Regions from separate parts of the Homo sapiens genome. Here region 2 is linked to region 1. Evidence: read pairs that join two places in POLR2A ChIA-PET (ENCODE). Cell type or tissue: IMR-90. All regions are shown on one strand.

Region 1 (4,000 bases):
TCATAGGTTTTCCTTTATAGGTTACCTGATACATTTGCCTCACAGCTCTTAAGATTCTTTCCTTTGTCTTGACTTTAGATAACCTGATGACTATGTGCCTGAATGATGATCTTTTTGTGATTAATTTCCCAGGTGTTCTTTGAGCTTCTTATATTTGGATGTCTATACATCCAAATCACTTGTGAGGTCAGGGAAGTTTTCCTCAATTATTCCCTCAATATGTTTTCCAAACTTGTAGATTTCTCTTCTTTCTCAGGAACACCAGTTATTTTTAGGTTTGGCTGTTTAATATAATCCCAAATTTCTTGGAGGCTTTGTTTATTTTTTTAAATTCTTTTTTCTTTGTTTCTGTCTGATCGGGTTAATTTAAAGACCTTGTCTTCAAGCTCTGAAGTTCTTTCTTCTACTTGTTCAATTCTATTGTTGAAATTTTTCAATGCATTTTGTATTTCTCTAAGTGTGTCTTTCATTTCCAGAAGTTATAATTGTTTTTTCTTAATAATGTCTATTTCTCTGGAGCATTTTTCATCCATATCTTGTATTTTTTAAAAATTTCCTTAAATTGGTTTTCACCTTTCTCTGGTATCTCCTCGAGTAGCTTAATAATCAACTTTCTGAAATCTTTACCTGGCAATTCAAAGATTTCTTCTTGGTTTGGATCCATTGCTGGGGATCTAGTGTCATCTTTTGGGGGTGTTATAGAACCTTGTTTTGTCGTTCTACCAGAATTATTTTTCTGATTCCTCCTATTTTGGGTAGACTATTTCAGTGGAAAAATCTGGAACTCAAGGCTGCTGTTCAGATTCTTTAGTCCCGCAGGGTGGTCCCTTGATGTGGTGTTCTCCCCTTCCTCTAGGGATGGGGCTTCCTGTGAGCCAGACTTCAGGAAGTAATTGTTATTGCTTTTCTTGGTTTAGACACCCAGAGGTGCTACCAGGCTCTGGCTCTGGTCTGTTGCTGGAGAATACCTGTGAAGAGTCCTGTGATGCCATCTGTCTTCAGGTCTCCCAGCTGTAGATACCTGCACCTGCTCTGGTGGAGGTGATAGGGGAGAGAAGTAGACTCTGTGAGAGTCCTTGCTTGTAGATGTGTTTAGTATGTTGGCTTTCTCAAAAGCTGGTTATGCTAGCAGTGAAGTTGTCACATGGACAGACTCAAGATCACCAGTTGCCAGGATGTTGGAGGCAGTGGAATTAGCTGTTGTTTTCTCCTTCCTTGGAGCAGGTTCATTCAGTCATGAGTTGCTGTAACGTCCTGAGTTGGTTGGCCTTTAGACAGGAGGTAGCGCTTTCAAGAGACCACCAGCTGCAATAGTAGAAGGGGGATATCGGCTTGTCCTAAATTGGCCAGGTTAAGTATTCAGGTTTCTCAAGCAATGGGTGGGGTCATAAAACTCCCAAGAGTTTGTCTTTTGTGATCAGCTACCAGGGCAGGTAGAGAAATACCATCAAGTGGGGGGGGCAAGGTTAGGTGGGTCTAAGCTCAGACTCTCCTTGAGTGGGGTTTGCTGCAGCCACTGTGGGAGATGGGGAAGGCGGTTCTTGGACCAATGGGGTTATGTTCCAGAGGGGATTATGGCTGCCTCTATCACCAGGGAAGTGGGGGAAAGCTGGTAGCAATAGACCTCACCCAGCTCCCATCCAGTTGGCAAGGCTGTTCTCACTCTCAACATACCCAACTAACAGTGCAAGTTTATCTCCAGGCAGCCTGTGCACAGGACTCAGACCTAGTCCCAAGCTTTAAGTTTCACCCGCTAAGAAAGTAAGCATGGCTTTCAGCCATACCCCTCCCCATCCGCCCTCACTGTCAGCTGTGACTCCTGCTCTCCTTTCTGCAGTAGTTCCCATTTGCCCTGGATTCTGCTCAAGAGAGTTTGTGCCCAGTCAAAGTTATTATAAAGTTTAGCCGGAAACTACTTTCACCCTGTGACCCCTCCCAAATTCCACTGGCTGCATTTCCCGAGGGCCTCTGTGAGATATAGTCAGGGATGGCTTCCCTGGGCTCAAGCGGGAGAATGGAAGTGCCTACAAGGCTCTTCTCACTACTTTCATATTTCACACTAAGTCTGTTTCAGGTTTAAGTAAGGGTAAATCCTTCTCCCATAATCTGGACTTTCGGGTTCCCCAGTGGGGATGTGTGTTCAGAGGCAGCTTTTCCCCCTTCTCACCTTAAGAACTCACAGTTTTTCTCCTGTCTCACAGAATTTGCAGCAGCCTACTACTTCTTTCAAATGATCTGTGAATTCTTTTGGTTTTCCTGGTACATTCCTGTGGTTGTTCCTAGAGCAAAAGTCCATGGTGTAAGTCTCCACACACTGTTCTGTCTGTCCAAGTGGGAGCTGTACATCAGCCTTGTCTCCAATCTGCCATCTTGAATTCTTATCTCTAACTATTTTGTAATAACACTTAGCTTAAAATACAAACACATTGTATAGCTGTACACAAATTCTTTCTTTATATCCTAATCTTATAAACTTCTTCTTGCCAAAAAATTACTTTTTAAACTTTTTTGTTAAAAACTAATACACACTCTCCCTCTCCCTCTCCCTCTCCCCACGGTCTCCGTCTCCCTCTCCCCACGGTCTCCCTCTCCCTCTCTTTCCACGGTCTCCCTCTGATGCCGAGCCGAAGCTGGACTGTACTGCTGCCATCTCGGCTCACTGCAACCTCCCTGCCTGATTCTCCTGCCTCAGCCTGCCGAGTGCCTGCGATTGCAGGCGCGCGCCGCCATGCCTGACTGGTTTTCGTATTTTTTTGGTGGAGACGGGGTTTCGCTGTGTTGGCCGGGCTGGTCTCCAGCTCCTAACCGCGAGTGATCCGCCAGCCTCGGCCTCCCTAGGTGCCGGGATTGCAGACGGAGTCTGGTTCACTAAGTGCTCAATGGTGCCCAGGCTGGAGTGCAGTGGCGTGATCTCGGCTTGCTACAACCTCCACCTCCCAGCCGCCTGCCTTGGCCTCCCAAAGTGCCGAGAGTGCAGCCTCTGCCCAGCTGCCACCCTGTCTGGGAAGTGAGGAGCATCTCTGCCTGGCCGCCCATCGTCTGGGACGTGAGGAGCCCCTCTGCCTGGCTGCCCAGTCTGGAAAGTGAGGAGCGTCTCTGCCCGGCTGCCATCCCATCTAGGAAGTGAGGAGCACCTCTTCCCGGCCGCCATCCCATCTAGGAAGTGAGGAGCGTCTCTGCCCGGCCACCCATCGTCTGAGATGTGGGGAGCGCCTCTGCCCCGCCGCCCCGTCTGGGATGTGAGGAGCACCTCTGCCCGGCCGCAACCCCATCTGGGAGGTGAGGAGCGTCTCTGCCCTGCCGCCCCGTCTGAGAAGGGAGGAGACCCTCCGCCTGGCAACCGCCCCATCTGAGAAGTGAGGAGCCCCTCCGCCCGGCAGCCGCCCCATCTGAGAAGTGAGGAGCCCCTCCGCCCGGCAGCCGCCCCATCTGAGAAGTGAGGAGCCCCTCCGCCCGGCAACCACCCCGTCTGGGAAGTGAGGAGCATTTCTGCCCGGCAGCCACCCCATCCGGGAGGGAGGTGGGGGTCAGCCCCCGCCAGGCCAGCCGCCCCGTCCGGGAGGGAGGTGGGGGGTCAGCCCCCCGCCCGGCCAGCCGCCCCGTCTGGGAGGGAGGTGGGGGGGTCAGCCCCCCGCCCGGCCAGCCTCCCCGTCTGGGAGGTGAGGGGCGCCTCTGCCAGGCCGCCCCTACTGGGAAGTGAGGAGCCCCTCTGCCCGGCCAGCCGCCCCGTCCGGGAGGGAGGTGGGTGGGTCAGCCCCCCGCCTGACCAGCCGCCCCATCCGGGAGGTGAGGAGCCCCTCTGCCCGGCCGCCACCCCGTCTGGGAGGTGTACCCAACAGCTCATTGAGAATGGGCCATGATGACAATGGCGGTTTTGTGGAATAGAAAGGGGGGAAAGGTGGGGAAAAGATTGAGAAATCGGATGGTTGCCGTGTCTGTGTAGAAAGAAGTAGACATAGGAGACTTTTCATTTTGTTCTGTACTAAGAAAAATTCTTCTG
Region 2 (4,000 bases), 81 kb before region 1:
CATATATCCATGCAAAGATTTGTACATAAATTTTCATAACTGTACCATGAGTAAAAGCCCAAAACTGGAAAACAACCCAAATGTCCATTAATAAGTGAATGGATCAACAAATGGTGGTACATCTGTACAAAGTAAAACTACTCAGCATTAAGAAGGCATGAACTACTGATGCATGCAAAAACATGGATAAATCTCAAACAATTATGATGAAAGAAAGAAGCAAAACCAAAAAAGTACATACTTACATGATCCTATTTATATACAATTTTAGAAAATGTAAACTACTCTATCATGACAAAAAGCAGACAAGTGGTTTCCTAGGGATGGAGGCAGGAGGGGAAAGGGAGAGGTAGAAAAGAGGAATTGCCAAAGAGCACAGACAATGTTGGGGGTTGATGGATATACACAGTATCTTGATTGTAGTGATGATTTATACAGGGATAAACATGTCAAAACTTATCAAATTGTTCACATTAAACATACCATTTATAGTATGTTAATAACCCTAAATAAAGCTGTTAAAAAATGTTTAGAGGATACACATATTGTTGTGAATCAACTTAAAAAGGGGGAAAAAAAATCAATTACAGGATTGACAGTGCCCTAAGTTAGAAACAAATTATCTGCTCAGTAGAAGCCCAGACATTTGAACTACTGAATTCCATTTTTCCCAAAGGCTCCTATAAGAGAAGGAAGTCCTCTCAGTACCATTTCAAAGAATAAACAAGTGGGGTAGGGGTGGGTGTAGGGGAAGCACAGCAGTATTTCTTATGATGTCCAAAATGCAGATCAGTGGCATAAATCCACATTAAAAGCAGGGACACAAGCCCATGCAGGTGGGCGGCTCTTATCATCATATTTAAAACAAGTAAATAAATTTCAGAAAATTTAAGACGAATGTGTGGGTTTCAGACCCTTCGGATAATCCTCCACAATTGCTATATCATTCCACAGGATATGGATAAATACTGAATGATGAATTCAAGACCATCCTTCCAGGTAAATGCAAAAGTCATCTACCTTAGGTCAGTGCCAAGAGTGTCCTCAAAAAACAGTCTGATGGATTTCACTCCAGGTTTCCTCTTCTCATTTCCCTGTGTCTCTATGACTCCAATTATTTAAAATTCATCAAATTTTTAGGTGTCATTTTGAGATATCGCTGTTTTATATACAGAGTCTCACTCTGTCACCCAGGCTGGAGTGCAGTGGCGCGATCTTGACTCACTGCAACTTCCACCTCTGGGGTTCAAGTGATTCTCATGTCTCAGCCTCCTGAGTAGCCGGGATTGCAGGTGTCATTTTGAGATACCTGATTAAATCACTTTTAGCAGGGAGGCACAGATAAACTCAAAATGTGCAGCTGAAACAGACTTAAAATGAAACCATAAGCTTTTGAAGAGACAGAAGGGTAAGAGAAATTGAGAAAGTAAGATTCAAAAAACCAAGCACTAGTGGCCTTTCACGTAGAGTTCTGCCTAAATCATTACCAAACTTGCAGGAGCCTGATGACCCAAATAACCTGTGACCAAGCAGAATCAAAAGTAAACTTCCCTACCTTACAAGCTGAGGCAAGCAGAGTCTTTGAACTGTTACAAGTAACACAAAATATTTCATAACCGTGCCCATATCTAAAATTTAAAAAGAAAAAAAGTACTATTAGCAAATGAATCTATTCTCATGCCACACAATTTTTGAAAGTAAAAAGAATAACATCAACCTCTCTAGCTAATATACAATTCTTTTAAGGAACATTGTATGTTTGTCTAGGCAAACATTTGAGAGAAAGACAGGGAGATGGGAGAAAAATGTCAGCTTCCTATAAGTAATATAACTCATTCAAACAATTAACATACAAGTTTTCACCTCCTACTTTCAACCAGCCAGTATCTAAACAATAAAACATGGAAAAGTCTTCATCAGGAACCATCAAAGACAAAAAGACCATGACTAACAACAAAACTTAAGTCTTTTTTTTTTTTTTCAAGGCAAGGTCTCATTCTGTCACCCAGGCTGGGGTGCAGTGGTGCAATCATGGCTCACTGCAGCCTCCAATTCCTGGGCAGAAGCAATCCTCCAGCCTCAGTCTCTCAAGTAGCTTGGGACTACAGGCATGCATCATCATGCCTGGCTAATTTTTTAAAATTTTTTGTAGAGATGGGGTCTCGCTATGTTGTCAAGGCTGGTCTCAAACTCCTGGCCTCAAGTGATCCTCCTGCTACGGCCTCCCAAAGTGCTATGATTACAGGTGTGAGCCACTGTACCCAGCCAAGTCTTCTTAATAAAGAAAAAATATATATTGTTATGCTTCTCTACTTTAAAAATAAGATGAATAAACAAAACTAATGAACATAATAAACAGTAATATAAAAATAAACGTTAAGGTTTAATTCTCATTCCTTATGAAGAGCCACTAAGAGATATATAGAAGAGGAGGAAAAAGGTAGGTAGAAGGAAGAAAAAGGAGACATCAGATTGTGGGGTGGGGAGGAAAAGTCAGAAGTTACGACAGAATCAGACCAAAGAGCTAAATACAGTTTAACTTACAGTTTTTGAACTTCAGGCCACAAAGTATTCTGCAGAAGATGATCCTCAGTGGGAGGCTCTAGAATAAATTGAAGCTATTTTTTTCTATGTAAAAGTGAATTCTATAGCACTTATTTAGGTCAGCAGCAATAGATAACATACTGTGTGTTCTAGCGATTTATTAAATTGTCTTTGTCACATCTTACCAGTAAGTATGGAGGGCTGAAAGGCCACCTGCTGATACTCAAAACCAGTACTAGTTAACAGCTCCTCTTCATCAGAAGGCTGAGAAGCTATATCTCCTAGTTTGAAGAAACACATCAAGAATATAGTCACTATTTTTATATCTCCTTCACTTGTCTCAATATTAAGGCCACCACATAGAAAGCAGTGGTAATTCAAAGTGGTGCAATTCACAGCTGTGTCCATGTGATTCCAAAGGCAAGAGTATTTCCATTACTCCAGTATTTTCCAAACATGCTCCTGGCAGCATTAATCAACTCCATAAAGGTTCTTTCCATTTTCTTTGATCTAACAGTCTCCAAACTTTTAAAACTACACAACCAACTCTTCAGGTTACCCACATTCTCATCTGTAGTTCTAACACCAAAACACATACTTTGTGGCAGGGCGTGGTGGCTCACACCTGTAATAACAGCAGTTTGGGAGGCCAAGGCAGGTGGATCACCTGAGGTCAGGAGTTCCAGACCACTCTGGCCAACATGGTGAAACCCTGTCTCTACTAAAAATACAAAAATTAGCTGGGCATGGTAGCACATGCCTGTAGTCCCAGCTATTTGGGAGGCTGAGGCAGGAGAATTGCTTGAAGCCAGGAGGCAGAGGTTGCAGTGAGCTGAGATCGCGCCACTGCACTCCAGCCTGGGTGACAGAGCAAGACTCTGTCTCAAAAAAAAAAAAAAAAGGGAAAAAACATGCTTTGTGAAAACTGCATCTACTTCAGTGGTCTGAGTGTGTACAAAGAGTACTTATCACGAAATAGGTGATAGAAAAGATATACTGTGATTTAAAAAAAAAATCAGCTGTAACAAACATTAGGTAGACATTACACAAGTGTATGACTGGGGTTTAAGTACCACTATGGGTTTAATAATTTTGAAGACAAAAGCCTTACCCTGAAAGACAGCTTTATTTGATAATCCCAATGCAGGGACAGTGGCTCCTTCTGGAAGATCACTATCTTGCTAGAATAGAAAATATAATATCTAAGTTATAAATGCTAAAGTTTTATTTGCTAATTTTAAAACTAAAAGTTACTGTTACTTCAGGCACTACAAAAAAGTCACGCTCATAAATGCTGAGAAACAGTTTAAAGACCATCTTGTGTGGATGTCTACCCGTACTTTCACTTCCTGAACCAACAATGCAATGCTAAGCAATCACTCTCCAACAGACAAGCCCTACCAGGCCTCCAACTCCCATGCAATCCATAAAGTCGGGCATCCTCTCATCCATAAAG

The links. Peaks named below come from ENCODE experiments on the same cell type or tissue, not always from the same donor. Only the 100,000 strongest peaks of a DNase experiment are listed, where the experiment ranks them.
Region 2: POLR2A ChIA-PET joins it to region 1 with 7 read pairs; 2 of 35 experiments call an interaction of 5 or more read pairs at or near these places.

The regions. Positions count from the first base shown.
Region 1 is chr18:36,077,242-36,081,241 of GRCh38, reverse strand. No RefSeq gene overlaps it. Among named protein-coding and RNA genes, the nearest start is that of RPRD1A, 12 kb to the right of the region's middle. In IMR-90, no CTCF peak of the experiment used is centred here; a DNase peak (open chromatin) is centred at 2,291.
Region 2 is chr18:36,158,560-36,162,559 of GRCh38, reverse strand. ELP2 (elongator acetyltransferase complex subunit 2) reads right to left here. Exons shown (of 22, transcript NM_018255.4): 14 at 3,656-3,725; 15 at 2,730-2,825; 16 at 2,545-2,602; 17 at 1,556-1,628. Among named protein-coding and RNA genes, the nearest start is that of COSMOC, 27 kb to the left of the region's middle. In IMR-90, no CTCF peak of the experiment used is centred here; no DNase peak of the experiment used is centred here; H3K27ac peaks cover 1,406 bases.